Regions from separate parts of the Homo sapiens genome. Here all the other regions are linked to region 1. Evidence: chromatin loops called from intact Hi-C (ENCODE). Cell type or tissue: heart left ventricle. All regions are shown on one strand.

Evidence for each region. Peaks named below come from ENCODE experiments on the same cell type or tissue, not always from the same donor. Only the 100,000 strongest peaks of a DNase experiment are listed, where the experiment ranks them.
Region 2: it touches region 1 in a loop (35-fold over the local background); 8 of 110 quality-filtered maps call a loop at or near these places.
Region 3: it touches region 1 in a loop (10-fold over the local background); 8 of 110 quality-filtered maps call a loop at or near these places.
Region 4: a loop joins it to region 1, with 2.1 times the contacts of the local background. A loop is called at or near these places in 5 of 110 quality-filtered maps.
Region 5: it touches region 1 in a loop (20-fold over the local background); 3 of 110 quality-filtered maps call a loop at or near these places.
Region 6: a loop joins it to region 1, with 3 times the contacts of the local background. A loop is called at or near these places in 6 of 110 quality-filtered maps.

What each region holds. Positions count from the first base shown.
Region 1 is chr4:12,485,790-12,490,789 of GRCh38, reverse strand. All of the region lies in intron 1 of LOC105374492 (a long non-coding RNA gene), which reads left to right. Among named protein-coding and RNA genes, the nearest start is that of LINC02270, 260 kb to the right of the region's middle. In heart left ventricle, no CTCF peak of the experiment used is centred here; a DNase peak (open chromatin) is centred at 1,919; H3K27ac peaks cover 2,678 bases.
Region 2 is chr4:12,228,384-12,233,383 of GRCh38, reverse strand. The region is part of intron 1 of LINC02270 (long intergenic non-protein coding RNA 2270); the gene reads right to left. Among named protein-coding and RNA genes, the nearest start is that of LINC02270, 7.4 kb to the right of the region's middle. In heart left ventricle, no CTCF peak of the experiment used is centred here; no DNase peak of the experiment used is centred here.
Region 3 is chr4:12,238,173-12,243,172 of GRCh38, reverse strand. It overlaps LINC02270 (long intergenic non-protein coding RNA 2270), which reads right to left. Exons shown (of 4, transcript NR_125910.1): 2 at 1-121. Among named protein-coding and RNA genes, the nearest start is that of LINC02270, 17 kb to the right of the region's middle. RefSeq lists an enhancer at 1-7. In heart left ventricle, no CTCF peak of the experiment used is centred here; no DNase peak of the experiment used is centred here; H3K27ac peaks cover 531 bases.
Region 4 is chr4:12,622,771-12,627,770 of GRCh38, reverse strand. LOC105374492 (a long non-coding RNA gene) reads left to right here and starts at 4,863. Exons shown (of 3, transcript XR_001741374.1): 1 at 4,863-5,000. In heart left ventricle, no CTCF peak of the experiment used is centred here; no DNase peak of the experiment used is centred here.
Region 5 is chr4:12,387,016-12,392,015 of GRCh38, reverse strand. No RefSeq gene overlaps it. Among named protein-coding and RNA genes, the nearest start is that of LINC02270, 170 kb to the right of the region's middle. In heart left ventricle, no CTCF peak of the experiment used is centred here; no DNase peak of the experiment used is centred here.
Region 6 is chr4:12,172,245-12,177,244 of GRCh38, reverse strand. No RefSeq gene overlaps it. Among named protein-coding and RNA genes, the nearest start is that of LINC02270, 49 kb to the left of the region's middle. In heart left ventricle, no CTCF peak of the experiment used is centred here; no DNase peak of the experiment used is centred here; H3K27ac peaks cover 1,078 bases.

The DNA.
Region 1 (5,000 bases):
GGATCCAGTTTCAGCTTTCTGCATATGGCTAGCCAGTTTTTCCAGCACCATTTATTAAATAGGGAATCCTTTCCTCATTGCTTGTTTTTGTCAGGTTTGTGAAAAATCAGATGGTTGTAGATATGTGGCATTATTTCTGAGGGCTCTGTTCTGTTCCATTGGTCTATATCTCTGTTTTGGTACCAGTACCATGATGTTTTGGTTACTGTAGCCTTGTAGTATAGTTTGAAGTCAGGTAGCATGATGCCTCCAGTTTTGTTCTTTTGGCTTAGGATTGTCTTGGCAATGCGGGCTCTTTTTTGCTTCCATATGAACTTTAAAGTAGAGAATGTATTATTAAAGGGCAAGTGTGGGATAAATGAGACCAGTTAGTAAGGCATTACAATTGCATGGGGGAGAGAGGATGATGACATAAGTTTGGGTCAGAAATGTGAAGACTGAGAGAAATAAAATTATTTAGGACATAATTTGGTGGAAAAGCCAAGACTTAATTGTGAGTTAAATATTGAAGGATGATGATGTAGAATAATCAAGAATGATTGATATCAGTTTTTGTCTTAAAATTCCAAGCTATTTATTGGTTGGGGAAGATTGACAAAAAAGGGGTTCATAGTACATAGGAGAGTTATAGTCATAAGAGTTACTTGGATACGCTAAGTGTGAGATATCCAAGTGGAAATGTCAAGAAGTCAGTTGAATATAGATGAGAGGAGATATGGGTGGACTGGGAATTGAGAACCATCTGCTCAAAGATTAGCCTCAGGACTCAATGAGCTCAACCAAGGAAACCATGTGGGGAGAGAAGAGAAGAGAATTCAGAATATAGTTGGAGGGGGTGTTATTAATTTTGTTTGTTTTTTAGTATATATGTATCCCAATATTTCATGGGACATACTTATTCTTTAAACAACACAAAATAAGTTTTTGGATTGTTTTTAATCTGTAATTCAAATCTAAAGAGACATCTGTATTTTTATTTGCTAAATCTAGCAATCATAATCCAAGAGCCAATCCTGGGGTGCACTGACATGTAGAGATTGAGCAGAACAGGAGCAGGAAGCAAAGGAATCTGAGAAAGGTCCGTCATTGAAACGGGTAAAAACCCTCAAGATGTAATGTTTTGAAAGGCAGGAAAGAAACAAAAACTTAAAGCAAGGGCTTAATTCATAAAGCATGATTGATGTAGAGAGCTTGAGAGTAGGACCAAATTAATTTCTTGTTCAGTTCATTAAAGTATGTACAGACATTTATTCTGAAAGGTGTTTATCCGATCATTCTCTCTCTTTGCCAGATTGTCTACACTCTACTGGACAGAAATAAAAAAGTAGTTTTGTTTGATAAAAAGAAAATAGGGTATATTTTTAATAACACTAAAAAAAAAAAGTCTCAGTCTTTATTTTATCCAATACAAACAGTAACAGCATAAGCATGGAGGCCTAGAGGATCTTTTTCAATGCAAAGATACATAAACTTCCAGGTGTTTAACTCTGTAAAAGCTACTTATTTCTCTGAAGCCCCAACGTAATTTTTTAATAAACTGATAATAGTGTGTAATAGCATAATTTTTTATTAGTATTACAAATAAATAAAATAATCTTTTTACTTGTATGGATCTTTGGGTTTATGTTTACTTCAGCACCCACAGAGCAGCACTGGCTAAAGTTTCATTTCAATATGTACCTTTCTGGAGTTAGCTCTTCCTGGACATAAAGGTCTGTTGAGCACCTTTCCAGTGCCTAAGCTTTTGCATGTTGGGATGAAATGTGTGAGCAGTGAACGGAGAAGAGGCCTGCCACTCCTAGACTGTTATCTCTTGGCCTTATCTGCTAGTGCTTTCCCTGGCTCTGGCTCTGGCACTGTGAATGCCTCACAGTGCATCCCAGGGTAGGTGCTGTAAAGGCCTAAATTAGAAGTGTCTCTGCAGCAGAATGTCAGCTCTGACGCCAGCACATCTGGCATTGGAAGCATACGGATCTGTCTTTAATCAACGACACAGCACAGCAGCACTTCAGGCACTTGTCAGATAATTCAGCCATGAGCTGGCTCTCATCAAGCACTGCCAAAAGGCTGCCAGGATCATCACTTTTTTTGTTGTTGCTTTTTGAGACGGAGACTTGCTCTGTCACCCAGGCTAGAGTGCAGTGGCACAATTTCAGCTCACTGCAACCTTTGCCTCCCGGGTTCAAGCAATTCTCCTGCCTCAGCCTCCTGAGTAGCTGGGATTACAGGCACATGCCACCATGACTGGCTAATTTTTGTATTTTTTAAGTAGAGATGGGGTTTCAGCATGTTAGCCAGGCTGTTCTCAAACTCCTGACCTTGTAGTCCACCTGCCTCAGTCTCTCAAAATGCTGGGATTACAGACGTGAGCCACCATGCCCGGCTGAATCATCATTTTTAAAACAGTGCATCTCAAACTAGCTGTGATGAAAGACTGAAGACTTTCTTTCTTACTTTTTAATTTCCAGTCCTGTGATGCATAACTAGTAAGTAGCTCATGCCACAAGTGAGTTCCCTGCTGTGTTCAACATAAGCAAGTCTGCTAGTCATGTGCTTGGTCATCTTAACAATGGTAAATGACTACAGAAATTTGTATATCTCTTAATTTCTGTATTTAACTCATTGTGGACTTGCCCTAGTCTGCTAACCATACCTTCAATGGCACTGTTCTAAAACTCAAACCATGGCTCTCACACTTAGAAATATTCATTGGTTCCCTTTTCCTAATAGGATAATGTTCAAACTGATCAGTAATGTTATGTTCCATTGCATTTTACTTAATTCACTGTTAAAACTCCCTATCATGTTTTATCTACATTTTTTGGTAAATCTGCCAGTTAACTGACTCAACTTTGTGCTTCTGGAGGGCACATACAAGGTCATATACATATGTGCATCCCAGTAACTAGCAGCAGGCTTAATCAATAAGTAGACCTCAATAAGGTCATTTGAACACTTAGTACATATTTATTTAGCACCCTCTATGAGGCAAGCCCCATTATAGGCACTAAGAATATAGCAATGAACAAAACTGTTAAATATCCCTCTTCTTGAGAGGAAGAGAAGCAAAATGGCTGAATAGAGGTCTCCAGCAATTGTCTCCCCCACAGGAATACCAAACTGAACAACTATCCACACAAAAAAGCACCCTCGTGAGAACCAAAAATCACATGAGTGATCATACTATCTTGTTTTGACATCATATTAAGGAAAGAGGCACTGAATAGGGTAGGAAAGACATTTGAATCACCTACACCAACCTTTCCTCATTCCCCGGTAGTGGCCACGTGGCACAAAGAGAGAAACTGTGCATTTGGGGAAGAGAACATGGTGATTGTGAGACTTTGCATTGGAACTCAGGGCTGCCTGTTATAGCAGTAAGCATCGCTGGAAAGAACTCAGCTGGTGCCCATGGAGGGAGCATTTGGACCATCCCTACTCAGAGGGAAATCATCCATCCCAGCAGTCAGAACTGCCACTGTGGGCTAAAGGGCTCTGGGCCCCCAAATAAACTTGAAAGTTAGTCTAGTTTAGAAGGACTGCAATTCCTGGGCTCAGAGCCAGTAGACTAGGAGCACATTCATACCAGTGAGAAACCAGCCAAAGCTGCCAAAGGAGTGCTCATGTCATCCCTCCTCCAACCCCAGGCAGCACAGCTCACAACTCCCGAGAGACTCCTTCTCTGTCCTTGAAAAGCGAAAGAACAGTAAAAAGGACTTTGTCTTGCAACTTGGATACCAGCTCAGCCAGAGTACAATAGTAGAATAGGGCACCAAGCAGAGTCCTGAGTTTTCCATTCCAGGCCCTAGGTACTGGACAATATTTCTAAACACACCCTGGGCCAGAAAGGAACCCACTTCCTTGAAGGGAAAGACCCAGGCCTGGCAGAGTTCATCACTTGCTGACTTGCTGACTTAAGAACTCTTGAGCCCTGAATAATCAGCAGTGGGACCCAGGAAGTACTTGCCACAAGGCTTGTGTAAAACCCAGGGCCACATTGGTTTCAGGTGTGACCCAGCATATTCCCATCTGTGGTGGTTATGGAGAGAGATGCCTTCTGATTGAGGAAAGCAGAAGGAAGAGTAAAGGGTACTTTGTCTTGCACATTGGCACTAGCTTGTTCATAGTGGAGTACAGCATCAAGCAGGATCCTTGTGGATCCCCCCATTTCTAGGCATTGGCTTCTAGTTGGCATTTTGGTACATATCCTGGGTCAGAGTAGAGCCACCAGGCCTGGACGGAGACAGTCTAAACGTACAGCGTTCACTGCAAGATGAGGTAAAAGCCCTTGGACCTTGAGTGAACATTGGTGGAAGCCAGGCAGTACTTGCAGTGGGCCTCAGTTGGTGATAGCCACAGAGACAGACTCCTCTGCTTGAGGAAAGGGGAGAAAAGGGTGGAAAAGACCTTATCTTGTGGTGTGGGTGCCAGCTCAGCCACAGTATAATAAAGTAGCAAGTAGATTTTTAAGTTTCCTGGACAGTATCTTTGGACCTGCGTGGGCCTAGGGGGAAATCACTGGCTTAAAGGAAGGACACAAGCCTAGCTATATTTGCTACCTATTAAATGTAGAGCCCTTGGGCCATCAGTGAATATAGGTGGTATCCAGGCAGTGGTTACTGTGGGCCTTGGTCATGCTGACTCTGGGTCTGACCCAATACAGGCCACAAGAGTTCTTGTATCATCTCTCCCTTAGCTCCAGGCAGCTCAACACTGAGCGACAGGCTCTATTTGTTAGGTGGAAAATAAGAGAAGAGAACAAAAGTCTCTGCCTAGTAATTCCCCTGGGTCTTACCCAAGACCACCAAGGGGGTGCCTTTACAAATATATGAAAGCCACAGTGTGGGCTTTAGGGGGCTTTGGGTGCCCCCTAAAGCAGATATGGCTGCAGTGACCAAAGACATAGATCACTACAGCTAAGTCCCTTCAAATACCTGGACAGGCTTCCCAAGGATAGGTAAAAACAGGCTCAGACTGTGAAGATTAAAATACTTACCTAA
Region 2 (5,000 bases), 260 kb after region 1:
TATTTTATCTCCATTAAATATAATCTGCATGTGTCTCAGTTTTGTTTTGGTCCTTGAATTATCTGTTTCCGTTTGTTTTAGAAGATGGCATTGAGGGCAAGTTGCCCTTCTGAAAAGTGATTAAGAAACTGTACAGCATACCTAAGCCTGGACTTTCTACTAATTCTCGTATCAGAATAAATGTTTTCAGGTGCATTTTCATATACTGGGCAATTGGTATAACTAATAATCATGTTTTTAATGGTCGTTGGGTAAACTTATAGATGTTCACAAAAGGGAAATAAAAAGAGTAGGTACTTTTGTTTTTGTTTTCATTATATAAAACAAATAAAATCAGCTTACATTAAGTACTATGCCATGGAGATTTGAGTTGAAAATTCCTTTGTGTGAAACTTCAGTGACCTCTAATCTGATCATAGATTTGGTCATAAACTCTTTCATGGAGATAGGCCCGAAGTACACTTCTAAGCCTACCTTTTTCATCTCCTTCCCTTGTCTTTCCAATCTCCATCTTTTACTTTCAATCCCCATCTCCAGGGAGGAGAGAACAGAATGTCATGTGATTTGTGGGCTTGCTTAAACAGTCTTCTATAATGCAGACATGGTTGGTATAGAACTAGGGTTGTGGCCTTGAGTGCAGCTATTTCTAAGCAAATAGTGAACTTTGTCATCTTAAATGCTCATATTAACAAATTAGACACAATTAACAAATTAGGGAATCAAAAATATGCCCTTTTAAAAGGATCTTCAACATATTACTAAGTACGGTTATATAAACATCTATGGCTGGAAATCAATGACCATAATTGGAAAATATGAAATGGAGTGATGGGCCTGCTAGCATGAAAAAGTGTCCATGAACCCAATGTCCCAAGATTTGCCAAGAATAAGAGATGCACAGGCTTGGGGGTGGTTTCTAGTAATATTATTATTATTAAAATTAAATGATATAGCAAACTTATATTTTGACTGCTATTTATTGAGTAATGAGATAAGAAAGTAGGCTCAATTTGCCATCTTATGTGTATCAACCCATTAATGATAATTTATCCCCTGAGAGTTCCACGTTTTGATCACATTATTTGCTAATTTTACTTCGAGGAGCCTCAGAATTCTTTAAACATTGTTAGTGAATCCACAATTAAAGCAGATTCCAGTCTGTATTTAACACAACCCACATTTATAAACTTTTCAACATGTTGTTTTGTTTTACCATTTAACATCTCCTACTGGCCTCAAGATCACCTAACATAAACAAATAGGTATTAAATATTGATGACGTTCTTATTGAGAACCAGGTAATTTCACAGTAACAATAATTTTCAAATTTCGAGTTTCTCTCTTTCTCTTCCTTTTTTTTTTCTGAACCACAGAAACTTTCATGACCATTACTTACTTGAAAAGGGATTGTAAGCATGGAAAAGATGTATGTGATATCTCATAATTTAGATTTGTATATTTTTACATTATATCTAGAAATATTTACTCAATAAATATTAGGACCGGGAAAAAGGGGGAGTTTTAAATACTGCATCCAATGTCCTCATTTATAGCTGAGGAAACTGACATGCAAAGAGGTGAAATGACTTGTCCAAAATTCCTCTGCCTGTAAGTGGAAAAGCCAGGGAAATAGCTCAGGTCTTCTCTGCAGTCTAGAATCTTTCAGTATACTGTGAAATTGTTCTAATTGCAATCCAAAATCATACACCAAAGACTTGTGTCTCTATGTGTGTGTGTTGTATGTCATTTGAAAGTCAGTTGCTAAATACTCATCGAACTAATCAAAAAATGGCAGCTATGGTAATGTCTATGTGTCTATAAATATGATGGATACATAACCTTGTGTTCTTCCTGTTCCATGTGCCTGCAGCAATTGTCCTCAAAATGACCGTGGCTTCCCACAGCCTTCTCCCTTTAAAAGCTCTGCCATTTTTTCCCCACAGGAAGTTTTGTTTTCTCTTACTATAGCAGAACCACGTGGCTTGAGATTGACAAGTAACCTCTTTGCAGGTGTCATTTCCCAAGAATCAACAGCTCTGCCACAATGTTTCCAATTATGTTTGACAGCGTCCTTGTAAAAATCTGTCAACAACCTATTCAGCTTGTCACATACAAAGTACACTTTCCTAGTCTGGTCTTGTCTCCCCAGCAACAGGTATTAGGTCAAACCAAACTACACGGTCATCATGGAGAGTTAGAGCCTTACAAGGACCACCCTAGAGTGATTTTAAAAAATCACTTTTGGGCCAGACGCGGTGGCTCAAGCCTGTAATCCCAGCACTTTGGGAGCCGAGGCGGATGGATCACGAGGTCAGGAGATGGAGACCAACCTGGCTAACACGGTGAAACTCTGTCTCTACTAAACATACAAAAAATTAGCCGAGCATAGTGGCACGTGCCTGTAATCCCAGCTACTCTGGAGGCTGAGGCAGGAGAATCGCTTGAATCAGGGAGGAGGATGGAGGATGCAGTGAGCCAGATCGCATCAGTGCACTCCAGCCTGGATGACAGAGCCAGACTCCATCTAAAAAAAAAAAAAAAAAAAAAAAAAAAAAAAAATCATTTTAGGATGAAACAGAGTTATTAAGGAGACATTGCTGATTAAATTCACTGGAAGCCCATGATAGGGAGTGCCATTGAGGTTGATAGCTCTGAATACTCTGAAGAAGGCTGCACTCATACATTAATGTATTCAGCATAGTCAGGGGTTACATCTCAGACTGCTGACAGAATCTGCCGATTTGATAACTGAGCAGCCATCATTGTACACTGAGAAATCCTGGAAGAAGGAAAAAGTGCCAGGAACTATAAAGGTGAGAACGTGTCCTGATTTTTTAGAGAGGAAAAAATCAGGAATGTGTCCTCATTTTTTAGAGAGGAAATTACAGATTTTTGTCACTGTCTAACGGAGGCAATTAAATTAATGTTGTATTTGAACACTTAGGATACATAAGATCTCTCATACAGGTATGTGAAGATATCTATTATATGGGTTGACTCACAATGCATGAAATTAATGATCAATGAGAACTAACATGAGTTAAGAGCCAAGTGTTGCCAAATTTCTTAGTTGTCTTTTTTATAGAGAGTAAATAAATATTTCATAATGGAATAAACATGGTGAAATGAGAGCTGGATAATATATTTATTTGATTTCAAGGTGGTGTCATAGCGCTTTCATCATAAATGGAGAAAAAAGTTCAGTGTTAACTTTAGCTATGTTCTGCTGAGAATTTTATGTGATTTAAATGAAGCCATATGAGATCTATTTAGCAAACTTGGAACAAGTTTAAGATCTGTATTTACCAGAATTACACTCCATGAAGGCAGGGCGTTTTTCTCTCTGATTCACTGCTTGATTCCCAATTCTTAGAAAAGTGTTTGCCTGATACACATACTAAATATAATTTCATTGAATGAATGCAGAAAGCCTGGGGAAACGGAATACTATGTAAAAATGGGTGTCATCAGGTAAACAGGAACTCCAGTCCTTCTCAGGTGTCATTTACCTGATCATAGAGTTTCCAATGAGTTGGTTCATGTTGATCTCGAATTTATTCTTGGCTGCCATATTTTCTTGTGTTTCTACTCTATATGTCTTAGTAGTTCAGCCTACTACAACAAATCACCACAGACTGGGTGGCTTAAGCAACAAACATCCATCACATATCTGGAGGCTGGGAAGTCCAAGATCAAGATGCTGGCAGATCTGGTGTCTGATGAGGGCCTGCTTTCTTATTCATAGACAGCCATCTTCTGGCTGTGTCTTCATATGGTCAGAGGGGCAATGTGGCACTCGGGGATCTCTTTTATAAGGGCACTAATCCCATTCATTAGGGCTCCACTCTCACAACTTAACCTAACCTAAAGTATCTCCAAATACCATCACACTGGGAGTAAATATTTCAACATAGAAATATTGAGTGTGACACAAACATTTAGTCTAGATCACGCCTAAATGTGACTTAGTCTCTGAAGAGAGTAAATGTCTATAAAAGACATTACTGCCACTGCTTAGGTGCCTAAATGCAATCTCTACTAATGATTCCTGGGTTGAAGCTGTCAGCCTCAGAAGCCAAAAAGGGAAAGAGAAGCGTAGGAAAAATGCCTGCACAACTTCCAACTTTTCATTGCATGAAAAAACTTTTGCAATGGGGATTTAAAATGCTCAAGGCTGGAAACACCAGTGTTTGGACAGAGTGCTAACTCCTCAGTGTGGAAACAACCTCATGGCAGTGAAACACAATACGTTTTTCACATAACTTTATTGTAAATGCAAATATTACGTATCATATAGCACCGCTACTGTTGCAGGCATTCCTACCTCCACCGTGACTTCCTGTGAAATGCAATTGCACCTTCCCTGTAAAAATTTCCTTTTTCGTTGCTATGTAGAAAATCATTAACATAGCCTAAGTGATACTGCTATTCTTAGAAAGACTCCCTTGCCAGGTTGGCCCTCGGGTGGCATGTGGTAACTTCAATTTCCCACCATTCTAGGAACTGATAAATGTAGCTCCCTGTGCCTAAACCGTACAAACATTATGGTTTATGCTGAATACTTGCTTTCTTTCTGAGAGTCTGCAATACTGATACATCTGAGGCTGAGGGTTTTTACATGACCAGCTACCAATAGACACTTCAGGCACTGAGGTTGTAATGCATTCCTCTGGTAGATGATGTTTTACATGCATTGTGACAACTTGTTGCTTGAGGTATTAAGTGTGTCTTGTGTGAGTACACCATGAGAAGTCTGTTGGAAGCTTGAGTCTAGTTTTCTCTGAATTTCACCCCAGGTGCAAGAAAAGGTGACTTTTCTCTTTGCTGATTTTGCTTTGTATTCTGTTGCTAGAATAAGTCATAGCCATGAACATAATTATATACTGATTTCTATGAGTGTTCCTAGTGTATCATTAAACCTAGCAGTATTTATGGGGACCCCTGACACAATTGCCAAGAAATGAAGCACATTAACCGTACAGATTTTATCTGAGACTACA
Region 3 (5,000 bases), 250 kb after region 1:
CCAGAGGATGGACTATGAGAACAGAGATCTGGAGAAGGTGGGCAGGACTTCCTATAGCGGAGGCTAAAATCTTTCTGACAACTTCTCTGTGATTCAGGAAGCTTAACAGAGTGGAATAAATCTAAGAGTTTGGGGAAAAAGAAAAAAAAAGCAACAAAAACACTGTTAGTGATAGAGTGTACATCCATAGGAAATGAGTACGTGAGGAGGCATGTATACCTTGGAAATTTGATGTCTTTGCCTACTCTTACTCTTCAGCCTGCATAATCATTATTGTCTATTGTTATCAATTACATAGTAATAAGGGGTGAAATGATGTTGAAAAGTCAAGGGCTTCTCAGTTAACTAGAGCTGCCTTACTGGTTGGGTTATTTCACTGTTCGACTTATACATTTCCTTTATTGTTCTTTGTTCTTTATTTTATTGTTTTTTGCTTGTTTGTTTGTTTATAACATATGAGTTGCTAAACACCTAAAGCTTACAGTAAAAGAGCCAGAGAGGCAACATGAGCTCTATTTCAGAAATGAGTTCTTATCCTTGGTTTTACGTCTTGTTATCTGTGTGGCCTTGGGAAAGTTGCTTAACTTCATACTTCCCAGGACCTACTCAGAAAGGGGCAGGAACATCAGTTAATGTGTTAACCATCAGTTAGTGTGTCACTCTGATTTTTCAAAGAGAAACTGCTTCCCAGCGGTGAAATTCAGTCTCACCTGCAATGTTGTGTGTATATTTAAGCCAGTTGGCTTGGCTCTTGTGTGATTTTTATGATTGATGAGTTTTCCTATTTTCATCATGATGTTCCTCTGAGAGAAGAAACCAGAACTGAGGCCAGATTGATAACAATCTCATTATGGCCTTATTATTGTTCTGGTCCTGGAGATCCATAACTTGGTTTTCTATTAGCCCATTACTCAAATGAGACTGTTGGAAAGCAAAAGCTTCTGTTGTGAGGCAGCATGAGCCACCTGGCTTTTGGAAATGCCTGTTTGGATGCACTGAAGATGAGAAAGCTATGTGGAGTGGCCAGCACAAAGGATGCTTTTTCTTCCTTGTGCATCTGTATTCGTGTGAGGATACAGTCTCCCTGGAAAGAGAGATGCATAAGACCTATTAACATTTAGAGGATAAATGCACACTCACTAAGAGGTAAATATGCCTATTAACGTAAGAAACATGCATCAATTTCACTGGCAATCTCACACAGGCAAACACTAATGTTGTGAGGACAGAAAGATCCAAGGGCGGCTTGAAATGGATAGGTTTTAATTTAAGAAACATTATAAGGAAAAAAAAGTTGTGACCTTAAAAAGATGAAGAAAACTTGGCATTGGAATCTGAACAAGATATCTGCAGGTTTTCTGTTCCTGAGATTTCAAGAGCAGGAAAACTGAGTAAGAAAAGGAATGAGAGAAAATCTACCTTCTACATTGCAGATTGTGCCATTATCCATTTAATCCTAAATTTAGGATAAATCATAATCTCCTTGCATTAGTTCGCTAGGACTGCCATAACAAAGTTATGCACAGACTGGATGGCTTAAACAACAGAAATTTGTTGTCTCACAGTTTTGGAGACCAGAATTGTTGATTTCTTCTGAGACCTCTCTCCCTGCGCTGTGGATGTCAGTCTTCTCCCTGTGCCTGTGCATCTTCACTCCTTAGTTTTTTTCTGTCTTTGTCCTAATTTCCTCTTATTATAAGGGCACCAGTCATATTGGATTACGGCTTGCCATAATGATCTCATTTTACCTTAATTAATTCTTTAAAGACCTTATATCTAAATGTAGTCACATGCTGAGGTATATTCATGACACACATGCTGGGGATGAGGACTCAGCATATGAATTTTAAAGGGACACAATTCCATCTGTCACCCTCCTCCATGAAAAATCTAAGTGATGGGTCCTCTTAGCCCATTTTTCAGAAGAGAAAAATGAATGTTCTGAAAGGTTGAAACGCTGTCATATTCAAACAGCTTTAAAAAATACAGAGAGTAGCTGAATCACAGAAAACAGTGACTTGCTCTTTCCTTCCCTCCAAGATGTCCTTTGCTTCCTTGATTAACATTTAGGAAGAATGGACCTAGAAAAGGGAAAAACATAAAAACACAAAATCATAATGCTGCTCCTCCGATTTCTGGGTTTTTATGTAATTATAATTACTAGTATACTAAGAAACAACCCATGATCTTGAAAGCATTCATTTAATTTCTCACAAAACTGTCTAAACAATGGAACTTAAAATAAGTGAACAAATATTTGGTTAAAATATTTGGATAAATTATGTATCTGTGAATATTTTCCACGTGCATACTTAAATATGAAATATTAAGATGTGTGAGGCATGTCATAAGAACAAATATGTCTTGTTTGAAAAAATGCAAGTAAATAATCTTATTTTCAGTTTTGTAAGTTTAGAGTTTTTCCTACGAAACTTCAGTCTTTATGGAATCCTAATACGACGTTCTTATTTCTATATGGGATTTAGCTACTATAAATTGGGAGAAATTAAGAGTGACATCTATTTATCTTGACATTCTATATATAGTTTTTTCAAGGTAAATCTATTAATACTGCTTTATTCAAAACATAATATGGCACAATCAAAGTTGTATCAAAGTCTGTTAGGTAGATTCATGACAAGTCATCATTACTAAATTGTTCACAGTGGTAGAAAGGGGTGATGGAAAGATGACTTGAGTAAAACTGAGGAATCCTTCAGTTTATTTTAAGCTCAGCTACAAACCTGTCTGATGATACTGAGCAGGCTACGAAAGCTTTCCAGGCATCAGTTTACTTACTAGTAAAAATAGAAATCCCCAACATGTAATTAGCAAATTAGATCATATGTGTGTAAACTTCAAGAATGTATAAATGTAAAATATTATTGCTATTATTATTATTTTTCTTTGTCTTTCCTAAGGAAGAAAATTGTCTGCTTGTATTCTAAGCACTTTGTAAACAAACACTAGGTATTCAATGAACAGGGAGCAAAATCTAGTTCTCAGCTAGCTGATAGAGTGAGGGAGAGAGACAGGGTGGGTGGTTTGTGATTAAACACTCCAAATGTTCCATGCTAAAATAGATATCAGTGTGGTATGCCCTGGGAGCATAATAAAGGACACCCCTGATGGAGTAAGCAGGGATGAGGAGGGAGTCAGAAAGTTTCCTAGAGATGACACTGAAACAAAGTTAATTAGTATGAGCAGGAGGTAGCCGAGTCAATCAAATACTTTTTCATACAGAATACATTCCATAAGCGATTGCTTTATAACCAATTAAACTCTTCACACAAAATATAATGGGAGACTTAATTATGTTTTGATATAATTTGTGATTTTTAAAAATAAATAAATGGTTGGTTTCTTTCTACAAGATTTCCTGTGGATTTTCAAAAACTTTCAATTATTTCTAGATATTAATATTAATACTTCTAATGTGGTGATTCTGACATGGCAGGTTGTATTTCCAAAAACAGTCACAACATTTCCTATTTTGCATCTTCCTCTACAATGTGACTTTGGCCCTCCTTTCATGGAAGGATGAAGCCTCTGCTTCTTCCCTTAAATGAGAGTGTGCTTCCAAATCCTTTAACAGATAGAGAATGCCAGATATGATGCTGTATAACTTCTCAGGCTGCCTCATGAAAGGTGATGCACCTTTGCCTTTTTCACTGAAATACCTGTGCTTGGAACACACACACTTTAAATATGCTGCAACTGTTAAACTGTGAGGAAGCCAAGCTACATAGTAGGCAAACGTTGGGGCTCTGAACAGCAGGATTAGTCTTTGATCTTCCCAGGCCAGGCACCAGCCATGTGAGTGAACAACCCTTTCGATGGTATTCTTTCCAGGCTCAAGTTTCCCCCTAGCTTTTGAGTCTTTCAGCCATAGTCCCCAACATCAAGTAATGTAGTGTAGACAAACTATGCCCTGAGGTACATTATGAATTCCCAACCTCTAAAATCCAGGAACATAATTAAATGTTTGCAGTAAGCTGACACGTTTTGGGCCAGTTTGTTATGGAGTGAAGAATCAGAATAAAACTTGACACCAAAATTGTGATGCTGCTGTAACAAAAACCTAAATCATGTGGCATTAACTGTGGCCCAAACAGTGGGCTGAATCTTGAAGGGCCTTGAGGAGAATATCAGAGAACACTGGAGTGCTAGGGAGGAAATTGTTACAGGAGGCTGAAAACAAGGTAATTCTTGAAGTGCAGTAGCAACAAGTTTTGGTGGAGTCTTCCCTGTGATGATGTGTAAAATAGAAAATAATTTTAATTAACTAGTGGATTTGACTGAGAAAACTTCCAATATGGAATATGAAATAAGATGATTATTTGATGTATTTTAGCTAACATATGGATAGAGAGAAGTGAGCCAACAAGAAATTGTCGGGTTTTAAAGCAACTAAAATTTATAGGAATTATAAAGGAGCCAGGATTTGTTGGGTTATTAAAAACAAAGAACAAAAAACAAAAATGCAAAATCATGTGATAAAGAGCCACTGGGCAAAAATAAAACACAGAGTACTTGCAGAATAAATATAAAGCCAAGGTTATTATTGCAGAAATCCTTTGTAATACTTTAGAACTATATTAGGTGGTACCTCGTAGAACCTTTAAAATAGACTGAGGCCTTCTAAGGATCTCAACATTGTGCTTTACAGACCATCTCTCTTAAACTATAGGGCTTCTGAGAATCTGAAGAGCCTCCCAGAAACCTAATCCAGAGAAAATTTGTAGAAGTATGCTTAGTCTAATGGAATAAATTATAAATCAATATACAAGAAACCCAAAAAGTTTTATTTTCATTTATTTACTAATTTTTACTAATTTGACTAATTTTATTTATTTACTAAACTAATTTATTTGGAGACAGGGTCTTGCTCTCTTGCACAGACAGCAGTGCAGGGGCGGTACCAGTAGAGCTCATTGCCCAGGCTGCAATGCAGGGGCAGTGCCAATATAGCTCATTGCAGCCTTGAATTCCTGGGCTCA
Region 4 (5,000 bases), 140 kb before region 1:
CCAGCCTGGGTGACAGAGCGAGACTCTGTCTCAAAAAAAAAAAAAAAAAAAAAAAAAAAAAAGAAAAGCCTTTTAACATTAAAATGGCCATATTGCCCAAAGCAAGCTACAGACTCAACACTATTCTTATCAAACGACTAATGTCATTTTTCACAGAATTAGATAAAATTATTGTATACTTTCATATGAAACAAAAAAAGAGCCCAAATAGCCAAAGTAATCCTAAGCAAATGAACAAAGCCAGAGTCATCACATTACCTGACTTCAAACTATACTGTAAGGCTACAGTAACCAAAACAGCATGGTACTGGTACAAAAACAGATACATAGATCAATGAAACAGAATAAAGAATCTGGAATTAAAGCTGCACACCTACAACCATCTGATCATTGACAAAGTCAACAAAAATAAGCAATGGGGAAATGACTCTCTATTCAATAAATGGTTCTGTGATAACTGGCTAGCCATATACAGGAGAATGAAACTGGACCCCTACCTTACACCATGTACAAAAATTATCTCAAGACAGATTAAAGATTTCAATGTAAAAGATTTTAAAGATCTCAAACCATAAAAATCCTAGAAGAGGCCAGGTGTGGTGGCTCATGCCTGTAATCCCAGCACTTTGGGAGGCCAAGGCAGGTGGATCACAAGGTCAAGAGTTCTAAACCAGCCTGACCAACATGGTGAAACCTTGTCTCTACTAAAAATACAAAAATTAGCCGGGTGCGGTGGAGCACACCTGTAATCCAAGCTACTCGGGAGGTTGAGGCAGGAGAATCACTTGAACCTGGGAGGCAAAAGTTGTGGTGAGCTGAGATCATGCCACTGCATTCCAGCCTGGGTGACAGAGCGAGACTCCATCTCAAAAAAAAAAAAAAAGAAAAAAAGAAAAATTCCTAGAGGAAAACTTAGGAAATACCTCTCTCAACATCAGCTTTGGCAAATAATTTATGGCTAAGTCCCCAAAAAGCAATTGTAACAAAAACAAAAATTGACAGGTGGGATCTAATTAGACCAAAGAGCTTCTGCACAGCAATATAAACTATCAACAGAGTAAACAGATAACCTACAGAATGGGAGAAAATATTCTCAAACCTTGTCTCCAACGGAGGTCTAATATCCAGCATCTACAAGAATTTAATAGTATTGTTTGTAACACAAAGGATAAATGCTTGAGGGGATGGATACCTCATTCTTCAGGATATGATTATTTTGCATATATGTTTGTATCAAAATATCTCAAGTGCCTCATAAATATATACAGCTACTATGTACACACAAAAAATAAAGGCAAAAAATTAAAATAAGATATGCAAGCTGCCAACAAACATATGAACAAATGCTCATCATCACTATTTATTAGATAAATGCAAATCAAAACCACAATGAGATACCATCTCACACCAGTCTGAATGGCTATTATTAAAAAGTCAAAAAAAAAAAAAAAAAAAAAACAAACTAAAGCAAATGATGGTGAGGCTATGGAGAACAGGGAATGCTTATGCACTGTTGATGAGGTTGTAAGTCAGTTCAGCCACTGTGGAAAGCAGTGTGGAGAATTCTCAAAACACTTAAAAAAGAACTGCCATTTGACCCAGCAATCCCATTACTGGGCACAGACACAAAGGAAAATAGATCATTACACCAAAAAGACACCTGCACTCATATGTTCATCACAGAACTATTTACAATAACAAAGGCATGTAATCAACCCGGCTGCCAATCAAGGATGGATTGGATAAGGAAAATATGGTACATATGCACCATGGAATAATATGCAGCCATAAAAATGAATGAAATCATGTCTTTTGCAGCAACAAGAATGCAGCTAGAGGTCATGATCCTAAAACAATTAACACAGGAACAGAAAACAAAATACTGCATGGTCTTACGTATAAGCAGGAGTTAAACATTGAATACACATTGACACAAAGGTGGGAACTATAGACACTAGGGACTACTAGAGTGGGGAGAGTGGGAGGCATGGGCTACAATGTTTCCTGTTGGACACTATGCTCAGTACTTTGTGACAGAAGCATTTGTACTCAAAACCTCAGCATTATGCAATATACCCATGAAACAAACCTGCACTTGTACCCCCGATCCAGAATAAAAGTTGAAAAACAAAAATATTAAAATTATTTTAAAAAAAGAGCAGAGCAGCTGGAGCTCTCAGTCAATGTGCAGTCAGAGATCTGGCAGGTGTATTCTCAAAGCCATCACAGATGACAATACAAAGTGCATTTAAGAATGTATTACTGAGGCCAGGAGCGGTGGCTCATGCCTGTAATCCCAGCACTTTGGGAGGCCGAGGCGGATGGATCATAAGGTCAGGAGATAGAGACCATCCTGGCTAACACCGTGAAGCCCCGTCTCTACAAAAAATACAAAAAAAAATTAGCTAGGCGTGGTGGCGGGTGCCTGTAGTCCCAGCTACTTACGAGGCTGAGGCAGGAGAATGGTGCGAAACTGGGAGGCGGAGCTTGTAGTGAGCTGAGATTGCACCACTGCAGTCCAGCCTGGGCGACAGAGCGAGACTCCTCAAAAAAATAAATAAATAAATAAAAGAATGTATTACTGAGATGGGCGCTGGGGCTCAATCTTCTTCAGGACCTGTGGAGGCCATGAAGAACAGACCTTGAAGATTTCCTGCTGCAGGGATCAGGAAACTGAGATGCTTATCCATCACTTGTCATGTGGCATTACCTAAAGACTGCTTTCAGGATCATCCACTACCTTGTATCTCTGGCCTGCCCCATGCTCAGCAGAGAAAATCTGAGCAGAGAATGTCAGGTGCTTTTGGCAGAAGGCATTGGCATACATGGGGTGGTAAGTATAATATCAATGGGATATTGGCAGAGCACAAGAAAAGAGTCCAGTGCAGTGAGGTAAGGAAAAAGAGAAGCAAATTCTTCTTAACACTAATTATTTCTTCTCCAGCCTATCTAAGATTCACAAGATTTGGGAGCAGTCAAGTAGCATTTTCTTTCTGTTTATGATTTCCCTCTGAGACTATCATTGCTTTAGGCAAATGCATTCATGTGAAGAATCATTTTTCTCCATGTCTGAGCCTATAATAAATGTCAACCCTTTTTTGGCAACTGCAACTAATGCTGCAGACCTACCATTACTAAAAATGAAATTACACATGTTAGGACCCCAGATCAATGTATTTCAAGGGACATTTAAGATCACTCTGGACAGGCAATGGAATCTCTCCACCTCTGTAGCTATGAGCCTCCTTCTGGAAAAAAAGATAAAATTTTTACTTGATTTTTTTTCTCTTTCTCTTAGTGCTTGGATCAAGCAAAAAAAATGCAAATGAAATTTCTAGCCTTGTTAATTCCCCTGAAATCTAGCATCCTCTCTAAAATACTTGGTAAAACTAAGCACCCAGGAAACAAAGTTTAAAGTCTTTAAGGTGTGCTCAGTGTAGCCTGTAAGGTGTTTAATAAATAGCCCTTAAATTTGCATAGAAATCATAGGCCATTGGAGCAAAAAGTAAGCTCAGGCAATGTCACAGAAAATGCTTCATTTTACAGGTGAGAGAAATGAATCCCAGAGAGAATTGGTTTGCACAAAACTACACGTCCGTTTAGTGGCACAGCAAAAACCAGAATTAAGGTGGTCTGACACTCATTCCAATAATTTTCATGGTTTTTTATGTTTTAAGCTTTGATAGAAAGACTTTTGTGCATTATCTCATTTAAAGAAACTAATGAGATGGTAAGTCATTTACAAGTCAGTCATCTGGGTAAGAGCAGGGGATCCTCTGGGATCTGAATGCTTGGGTTCAAATTCCAGCTCCAACATGTGTCACCTGCATGACCCTGAACGATCTTTCTGTGCTTCCCTTTTCTCCACGGTAAGCAATGGCATCTATCTCAGTACCCTTAAAACGATTGCATGAAATACTGGTAAGCAATGACAACTATCTCAGTACCCTTGAAATGAGTGCTTGAAATGCTACAAGCAAGTGTCTAGAGAGTGCCTGGACCACAGTTAGTACTCCATAAATCTGAAGCGACATGATGTCATCTTCACAACAGCTCTCAAAGGTAGGTGTTATCATCCTCATTGTACAAATGAAGAAACAGAAATTTACCAATGTGTCTCAGTAGCAAGTGGGAGAGCTGTACCTCAAACTTGGGAGGAAATTCCCTAAAGCTTTAACCACCAGAGACTTACCACTTTTGCTTTTCTTTTTTTAATGTTAATTTTTATTTTAAGTTCTGGGGTACATGTGCAGCATGTGCAGGTTTTTTACAGAGATAAACCTGTGCCATGGTGGTTTGTTGTACCTATCAACCCATCACCTATGTATTAAGCCCAGCATGCACTAGCTATTTTTCCTAATGCTCTCCTTCTCCCCACTGCCCCCCACCCCTGACAGGCCCCAGTATGTGTTGTTTCCTTCCCTGTGTCTACATGTTCTCATTGCTCAGCTCCCACTTATAAGTGAGAACATGCGGTGTTTGGTTTTCTGTTCCTGTGTTAGTTTGCTGAGGATAATGGCTTCCAGCTTCATCCATGTCCCTGCAAGGGACATGGTCTCATTCGTTTTTATGGCTGTGTAGTATTTCATTGTGTAAATGTACCACATTTTCTTCATCCAGTCTATCATTGATGGCCATTTGGGTTGATTCCATGTCTTTGCTATTGTGAATAGCGCTGCAATGAACATTCATGAGCATGTATCTTTGTAGTAGAATGATTTCTATTCCTTTGGATATACACCCAGCAATGGGATTGTTGGGTCCAATGGCATTTCTAGTCCTAGATCTTTGAGTTGCCATACCTTTATTTATTTATTTATCTATCTGAGACAGGGTCTCTCTCTGTCACACAGGTTGGAAGAGTTCTCACTATCTTGCCCAGGCTGAGGAGAGAGGATTGCCTCTCTCCTCAGCCTCCCAAACTCCTGGAATTAGAGGCTTGAGCTACTTCACCTGACCTCTTTTTCTTTTTAATTGCAGATACTCATGCAGTGATGATA
Region 5 (5,000 bases), 99 kb after region 1:
AAGCAAGAGGGGTGTCTCCTTCTCCAGGACACATGTCTATCCACCACATTTTAGATGTTAACAGTCTAGTTCCAAATGAGGAGCCAAATAAGAGCTCTACCTCTGATGTAAGCTCCACCACAGGCTTTCTCTGCTTGGCATTCACTCCATTAGCTGCTTGATTTTTCTGGTCAAGGTACTTCCATCAAATCATAAGGAAGGTGCATATCAAAATCATCGGCAATTGATGACAGACCACAGAAAACTGAGCCAATGAGAGAGTTCCCAGGAAAACACTGGAGCTGTGTTTGTTGACGGGAAGAGATGGAAGTTGGTAATGCAGAAAGATGCTACCCAGCATCTAATCTTACTGGGTAACAAGTGCATTGGGATGGAATAGCAGTAACATAGCAAGGTAATCTCAAAACTATAGATGCATGTAGTAGAAGAATGAAAGCTCTAGTTCTGCAGTTTTCACTGGAATATGGATTATGGCACTAGCACTGTCTAGTTGTTTGTTATCAGAAAGATATGAATGATTCAAACATTAAGTTCATGTCACCTGTACACTACAGATACCAAAAATGTTAATCATGATACCTAGTTCCATGAGGTCACACAATGGCAAGTATGATAAAGCCCTTAGCATAATGTCTGGGACATACTGAAACCTTGCTAAACATGAACTATTCTTAATGTTATTATAATTACTATTAATGACGTCAAAATGACTATTTCTTTCACCAAAAGATTCCATTTTTTCTCTTTTTTTAAAAGTGAGTTTTGTAGAAATATCCATATATTATACAATTTTACCATTGAAAGTATACAATCTAGTGATTTGTAATATATTCATAAGGTTGTGAACATTAAAACTAATGTTTTCTAATTCAGGAATATTTTAATCCCTTTTCCCACCAAAAAAACATATCTGTTAGTGGTGACTTCCCATTCCCATCTCCCCAACACTGTCATCAGCCCTGCCTGCAACCACTAATCTCGTTTCTGTAGGTAAAGCACATAAAACACTTAACAAATTGCCTAGCATATAGTAAGTGGCCAACATTATTACTGTAAAAATATAATGCCAGCTAATTCTACATTTACTGTAACATCAATACAATGCCCTTGATGCAGAGCATCAGATTATATCTTTGTATATTTTGGATACATGATTACAGGAAGCTTGTGGTTGAATCTCAGCTATTTAATGTTGTAGTGCCATGTGTTAGTATTAATTGAGATATAATTTACATATCATAGCATTCATCATTTAAAAGTGTACTCTTCAGTGTTTTTATTATATTCATAGCTATGCAACCACCCCTACTATATTATTCCGGAACATTTTCATAACAACAAAAAGAAAACCATATCCATAGCATTCATTGCCTATCCTTCACTTTTCGAAGACCCTGGCCACCACTAGTATATTTCTACTTCATTGAATTTGTATGTTCTAGTCATCTCATTAAATGGAATCACATGATATGTGTCCTTTTGTATCTTGCTTCTTTTCCTTAGTGTAATGTTTGCAGGGTTCATCCATGTTGTAGCATAAATTATTACCACATTCTCTTTTATGGCTAAATAACATTCCACTGTATGGATATACAACACATCCATTGCCATTTATTAGGTGATAGACTTGTGGATTGTTTCTACTTTTTGGTTATTATGAATAATGCCATTGTAAAAATTAACGTACAAGTTTTTGCTTGATACATATCTTCTATTATTTTGGGTATGTACCTAGGAGTGGAATTACTAGCTCATGTGATAATTCTTATATCTAAGATTTGGAGAACTGCCAAAGTGATTGCATCATTTTACATTTCATTTTCTCCACATTCTCATGAATACTTTTCATTGTCTGCTTTTTAAAAATTTACCATCCTAGTAATATATCTCATTGTGTTTTGATTTGAATTTCCCTAATGACTTATGATTTTGAGTGTCTTTTTTTGTGCTCATTGAACCTTTGTTATCTTTGGAGAGATGTCAATTCAAGCTCTTTGCCCATTTTTAAATTATTTTATTTTTTTACATTCCAGGGTGCATGTGCAGGTTTATTACATGGTTAATAGTGAGTGTCAACTTGATTGTACTGAAGGATACAAAGTGTTGATTGAAGGTGTTGCCAAAGGAGATTAACATTTGAGTCAGTGAGCTTGGACAGGCAGATCCACTCTTAACCTGGGTTGGCACAATCTAATCAGCTGCCAGCATGCCTAGAATATAAGCAGGCAGGAAAAAATGTGAACTGACATGACTGGCCTAGCCTGTCAGCCTACATCTTTCTCCCATGCTGGATGCTTCCTGCCCTTGAATATCGGACTCCAAGTTCTTCAGTTTTGGAACTCCGACTGGCTGTCATTACTCTTCAGCTTGCACATAGCCTACTGTGGGACCTTGTGACCCTGAGAGTAAGGATGGAGTTCTTTCATTGGTTTTGGGGTTCTCAGAGTTAGATGCTTAATATGATTAGACTCAAAATTTCTCAGGACTCTACTTCTAATAGTATAAAGAATACTGATAGTCCTTGGCCAGAACTGTTTAGAGAGTTATGCAAAATAAATGGATTTGACACTCCTGATTCACTGCTCATGTGAGGCAAGGAGTTCAATGACTCTACACAGAATACCGTTGACCATATATGGAGAGCCAAGGAACATAATGAAGCTGGTTGGCGGCTCCTAAGTTCAGTGAACACATTGATGAAAGAAAATAATACACTTAGGGATTATATCTCCCGGCTTCAGGACAGATACTGAGCCTCGTATCTGCTAAGATTGCCCTGAGTGGGAGTCTTATCTCCTGTAGAAAAAGAGCTGAAATTGTGGAAAAACAGACACAAGCTCTTATCATGCAGGTGGCTGACTGCAACGGAAGGTGCATGCAGAGCTTTGACAGGTGTCTACTGTTAAAGTGAGGGCATTGATTGGAAAATAATGGGACCCTGCAACTTGAAATGCAGATGTGTGGGAGGGCCCTGATGAAGCTAGGGACACTAAGTTTTTAAACTCTGATGAACCTTTTTTGCCAGAGGAAACAGCCTCCCCAACCCATAGTGGCAACATCCCCTCCTCGACTCATGCTGCCATCAGCCTTTCCACCTTTGCCTGAGGAGATAAACCCTGTACTGCCTGAGGCAACAGTGATGGCCTCCCCTGAGGCAGGTGCCAGGCAAGATAATGTTGATTATCCTCAGGAGCTACCCCTAACACCCCTGTTTGTTTCTAGACCTAAAATTAGACTAAAGTCCCAGTGGGCCCCTAGAGGTGAGGTTGAGAGTGTGACCCATGAAGAGGTGTGCTACACTCAAAAATAATTGCTTAAGTTTTCTAATTTATATAAATAGAAATCTGGAGAATAGGCATGGGAATGGATATTAATGGTGTGGGATAATGGTGGAAGGAATATAGAGTTGGCTCAGGCTGAATTTATTGATTTGGGCTTGCTAAGTAGGTACTCTGCATTTAATGTTGCAGTTCAGTGAGTTAAAAAAAAAAAAGGCGCTAATAGTTTATTTGTTTGGTTAACTGAAACATGGATTAAAAGATGGCCCAATGTGAGTGAGCCGGATATGCCTGATCTCCCTTGGTTTAATGTAGAGGAAGGGATCCAAAGGCTTAGGGAGATTGGGATGGTGGAGTGGATTAGTCACTTTAGACCTACTCATCCCAGCTGGGAGGGTTTGGAAGACATACCCTTGACCAATGCCTTGCAAAATAGATTTATGAGGGCAGCACCTGAATCTTTGAAGAGCCCTGTAATTGCTCTTCTTTATATGTCAGATCTACCAGTGGGAGCCACAGTCACTCAATACCAAATTGAAATACAGTGGGAATAATTGGATCCCAAGGTGGCAGGGGCCACGAGGAGGCACTCAACCATCAAAGGCAAGGTAGGTGTAGCTACCATAATGGACAGCAGAGGCAAAGCAGCAATCAGAACAGTCTGACTCATGTAGAGCTCTGACATTGGCTAATTAATCAGTATTCCTAGAAGTGAAATTGATGGGAAAACTACTGCACTCCTATTTAATTTATACAAGCAGAACAATTCTAGGTCTAATGGACAACAGGCTAATTTGAATTATAAAAATAGAGAATCATGGCCCCTCAATCAACTTCCAGACTGGAACCAGTTTACAGACCCAGAACCCCTTGAATAAAGAGGAGGCGAGGTCTCCTTGAGGAAGGACCCCACTACATTACCAAACATTTATGCTGTTAATCTTTCTCCCATCATTCCCCAGGGAGACCTCCAGTCTTTTACCAGGGTAACTTGCATTGGGTAAAGGGAAATTATCAGATATTTCAGGGACTACTGGACCTTAGCTCTGAGCTGACATTGATTCCAGGGGACCCAAAACGTTATTGTGGTCCTCCAGTTAAAGTAGGGGCTTATGGAGGTCAGGTAATTAATGAAGTTTTAGCTCTGGTCTGACTTACAGTGGGCCCAGTGGGTCCCTGGACTCATCCTGTGGTCATTTCCCCACTGCCAGAATGCATAATTGGCATAGACATACTGTGCAGCTGGCAGAACCCCTACATTGGCTCACTGACTGGTAGGGTGAAGGCTAGTATGGTGGGAAAGGCCAAATGGAAACCATTAGAGCTGCGTCTACCTAGAAAAATAGTGCATCAAAAACAATATCACATCCCTGGAGGGACTGTGGAGATAAGTGCCACCATCAAGAACTTGAAAGACAGAGGGGTGGTGATTCCCACCACATCCCTGTTCGGCTCTCCCATTTGGACTGTGCAGAAGAGAGATGGATCTTGGAGAATGACAGTGGATTATCATAAGCTTAACCAAGTCGTTACTCCAATTGCAGCTAGTGTACCAGATGTAGTTTTATTGCCTGAGCAAATTAACACATCTCCTGGGACCTGGTATACAGACGTTGACTTGGCAAATGCCTTTTTCTCTATTCCTGTCCATAAGGCCTACCAGAAGCAATTTGCCTTCAGCTGGCAAGGCCAACAATATAACTTTATGGTCCTACCTTAGGG
Region 6 (5,000 bases), 310 kb after region 1:
AGTCTGCAATACAAAGTAAAAGCAAGTTGATTAAGAAAGTAAAGTGGTGAAAGGATGACTACTCCATAGACAGAATAGCATGTTCCTGAAGGTAAGAGGAGGAACGTGTCTGCCCTAAGTACAATGCTTGTGTGTGTGTATATGATAAAAATAGATCTTGGGGAGATGTGCTCTGCTACAAAAGTTTGTGTTACAAGATTATTTTTCTTAATTACTGTATTTTGCAAGAACTGATATTATTTTTAAAGCAAAATTAGGAAAGCCTTTGTTCTCCAGATATTGGGATATCTGGACACTCCCAAGTCTGGGTCTGTTTTAGTCAAATTATTAATTTGTTCCCTTAACCATAAATATCTAGAGTCTAGGAATGCCTAATTTCCTGGGAATGCAGCCCAGAAAGTCTCAGCCTCATTTTCCTAGCCCTCACTCAAAATGGAGTCACTCTGGTTCAAACGCCTCTGACACCTTCATTACTTATCACTTATTCAATGTTAATATTGGTCGTCCTTTAAGATGCCAGACATTGTTCTAAAAGCACCAAGGTGAACAAAACACCTTTTCCCTCTAAAATATCTCTTACTTCAATAGTTAGGATGGACGTGCAAGTAAACAAATTTGATGAGTTGAGACAAAAATAATAAAGGCTATGACAAAGATTCCATCTAAATGGAAGAGGTAAAGTTTGAGCTGGATCTGAGGTTTTTTTTGCATTATATTTTTCATGAATATTCTCATTCATTTCATCATTGATTCAAATCCTTTTTAAAATTTCTTTGGGTCCCTGATTCAGCAATTATCCTCTCCCCTTTCTTGGTATTACTTTTTTCTATAACTCATTCTATTTGCCCTAAAATATCTTATTAAAATTACAAAGTAAAACAAGTCAAATCAAATCAAAATAAATGAGCAAACAAGCATCCTTCTTTTTTTTTTTTTTTTTGACAGAATTTTGCTCTGTCACCAGGCTGCTCCGGTGCAGTGGTGCGATCTAGGCTCGCTGCAACCTCTGCCTCCTGGGTTCAAGCGAGTCTCCTGACTCAGCCTTCCAAGTAGCTGGGATTACAAGCGTGCATCACTGCTCCCATCTAATTTTTGTATTTTTAGTAGAGACGGGATTTCACCATGTTGGCCAGGAATGTCTCGATCTCCTGACCTTGTGATCCATCCACCTTGGCCTCTCAAAGTGCTGGGATTACAGGCATGAAACACCATGCCTGACCACAAGCATCCTTCTATAGATATTGCTTGCCAGTAAGCAAAGTTTCTTACTTTCTTGATGATGTCTACCCCATATCTGCATTAAATCACCTTGCTTTCACTCAGAAATTCATTCCTTCATTCTTCAACAAGTATTAAGCATCTGCTGTTTGCCAGTCACTATAGTTGGCATTGGAGATACAAACATGATTGTTGTTTATAATATAAAGATAAGACATTTAGATAATAGCAAAAAAAAAAAAACCCATGCAACTTTACACTGTGACATGTTTGTATGTCTTTCCATCTGGTATGCATAGTTCTATAAAACTATAGAAGCAGAGTCATCTAACCAGCTAGAATGTCAAAAAATGATTTCTCAATGAGGTAATATTTGAAAGGAGTCACAAATTTAATGAAGAAAGGTTTCTTAGACATGAGAAAGAGAAGACATTTCAAGAGCAAACGAACTTGGAAGACAGCAGTGTGTTCAGAAATGGACTTAGATTGTAATCGTGAAAAATGAAGTCTTGAGAAATATTTAGAAAACTACAGGAATTTAAGGAAGTCAGAGAGCAGGAGCTATGCAGAATGGCACCTAGCTTGCTTCTCTGACGGAGCCCATGAAAAGATGACCCAATGTTCTGAGATCGAAAACACTACAGAATGAATACCATTTGGGGAGAATATACTGAATTCAGTTATTCACGTGTTGGCTTTGAAATGCCTGTCAGTTATCCAAATGCATAATCCACGTAAGAGCTTGGATTTATAAAGCTAAGATGGAAAGACTTAATATAGGGTGTACATTTGGAAATATCACAACAAAAATATACAAACTATAACACTCAGGGTAAGATTATTTTCCAGAAAAGATTATAGCGTAATAAATCGGTTTAATATTAGCTACAAGAAAGTCCCTCATCTCATTAGAAATGAAGAATGAACCAGTAAAGACCAAGGAGGAGTTGGTAAGAATAGAAAGAAAACCATGTGGTTTTAAAGCTAGAGAAAGTCAGAGTTTATGAGAAAATGCCTGCCACATGCTTAAAATTGCTGAGAGCCCAAGTTAAACGGGTAGCAGTGAGGGTTCTTTGATGAAGAGCGTGAGAATTATTACAGGCCTCAGCAAATGGAGGTTCAGTAGAGTAGGTGGAGCCAAGTCTGACTGAAAGGAGAAGTGTAAAGGGAGGACTTTGGAGACAGAACTTATCAGCTATAGACGACTTTCTAAGAGGCTTGGAGGCTGGGAGGAAATCTACACAGAATGGACACAGGGCACAAATGGTCCAAGATACTCACACTTGATTTCTTTTTTCTCTCTATCTTGCCTTGCACACATTTGCCTTTACAAGGAAAGGAACATATACTAATTGGAATTTATCTCCAGAACTCCTGTTACCACTCACCTTATCAGCTTCCTGGAAGTGAATATAAATGAACCACGGAAGTCAGAAAACCGCTTGGATCTTCTTCACCGCTTCCAACTCTAAGCTCCACTCTAGTATAGAAGCTCCACTCTGTTCTTGGGGGTTTCATTGTGTTCCTAATCCATTTCAGAAAATTTTTTCTCATCAAGGCCATTGTGAAATGAAAGAACTTGAGTTTTCTGGGGAAATCAGAGATTGTGACCAACACATCTCATGTCTCTCAAAGTATAAATTTCAGAATTCAGTAAATTGATAAGTAATGTTTTATTCAATTCCTTAAGAAGTATGATGTACTGTATTTTTTGCACATAGTCCATGAACAGATGTCAAGGATTTTGATATACCCTCAAGAAAGCTTCTCAATAAAAACTAGAAAAAAAAAAAAACTAAACAAAACAAACGTTTTGCAAAATATTAGTGTCCATTCAGTAGTTTTAGACAAACACTTAATACCCCTGATTTATAGTTCTGATTCTGTCTCTTTTTACTGAGCAATTTTGGACAATCACTCTGCCCTGGGACCTCGTTTTCTTAATTTGTAAAGAAAGGAAAATTTGCCCAAATTATTGTTCCAAGTGTAAAATTTTGCAATTTATACTGGTATATTTTATAGTTAGATTTTTGAAAAAGATACAAAGGCTTTATTCTGTGCATTCTATTAATAAAACAGAGTTCTCAGACTGATGAGGCCTATGAGGTTGTGTTAATTCATTTCTCAAGGAAACTATGATAGGGCAAAACAATTAGCTATTTATGGCATTAATGCAGTAGAAGTGCTGTGCTCTGATTATAAAATGGAAGGAAGGCATGAGTATCCAGAAAAGAGGGAAAAACAATTTCTCCTAAAGGCAGCTATTCTGGGAATCTGATAAGTTTCACCCGTGGCATCATCCTGAGCCGCCAATCATGAGAAGATTTCAAAGAAGATAGGTTACCTACCACCCACCTGACTGTAGTCTCTAAGGAAGTTAGGAGCTGACAGGAGGAGGAAGTAATATTGAATGTAATCTGTCTTGGCTTTGCAGGAGGCTGAAATGATCATTTCGTAGGAGTGAAGTTTACGTAAGAGTAACTAGACTAGGAGAGAGATGGTCTTCTTACTTGCTAGGGAAGGTGAGTGATACTAATCATAAATAATATGTATTAATGAAACAAATAATTCTAGTATCTTCTCCTATTTTTAACTTAAAATAAGTTCCCCTACTTCATTGTTCTTGTTTGAATTATGTCAACACAATAAAACACAGCATGACCTCGGCCATAGAGAAAAGACAATTAGTCTATTTTAGAGATTTAGTGCAAGACAGTGTGGGTTCAAAGGCAGTCACCATCTCTAAAGAAGAGGGAGATTTGAGCAATTTACTAACTGTTCTAGCATCAGTTTCATCATATGCAAAAGGGACCAAGCTGGTGACTACTTCTAAGCTTACTAAAACAATAAGACTTTTACAAATGAATGAATGAATGTAAACAAATTAAACTATACCTAACATATAGGAAGTATAATATTTGCTGTTATTATTGTCTATGCACTTAGAATATCTATCAAAGTCTGCATTTGTAAAATGTACATTTCTAAAAGCCTATATAATTTATAAATAATGAAGTTGTATTAACATTCATAAAACACACACAGCACCCCAAGACTGAGAGGTAATATTGGCTGTAAAAACAGAAATCTCACAGAAGGAAAAGCCACTGAAACAAATGTTCCCATTTGTCTTTAGCACTGTCCAGGAGAGAGAGATTATATTTTATAAAAATAAATTGTCTCTCCATGTCTGCAAATCTGACCATGTGGTAGAAATGTGCACAGTAAACCATCATATCTCAGTAGCATCCACAGTTCTGATTGGACTGGCACTGCTTTTTCTCCATGCTCGTTTTAAAATAACTTTCTGATTATGATTTTATTTCTGGAATAGATTTGCCATGCAGAACAAATGCACTGACCAACAAACTTGGTTATGTAATCCACTTGATACATTACATTTCTCAATATAAATACTAATTTAGCAATTTGGTATTCTGGTTTATATGCAACCTTCTTGTGTAAGGAATTAGCATGGCTTATTCCTCAGAAGCACATTCATTTTTGGATGTATTACTAACTTTCTTAGTTTATAGAACTATTCCCTGGAAATGGATGACATTTGCAAATTACCAGCGTCATTGGCAGATATCTCTGGTGACTAGCCAGGCTTCTCCAGGAAAAGTCCTTCTGTAAATGTCCTTTCAAATTGTAAGAAAAGTTCTCCAGCCATAACAGAACTGGATAAAAGCTACTCTAGGTCTTCAGCAGCCTCAATACAGCTTACCTTCAGGATTATGAGTACTGCCATTTTTGACCAATGTTATAATTTGATACAACTT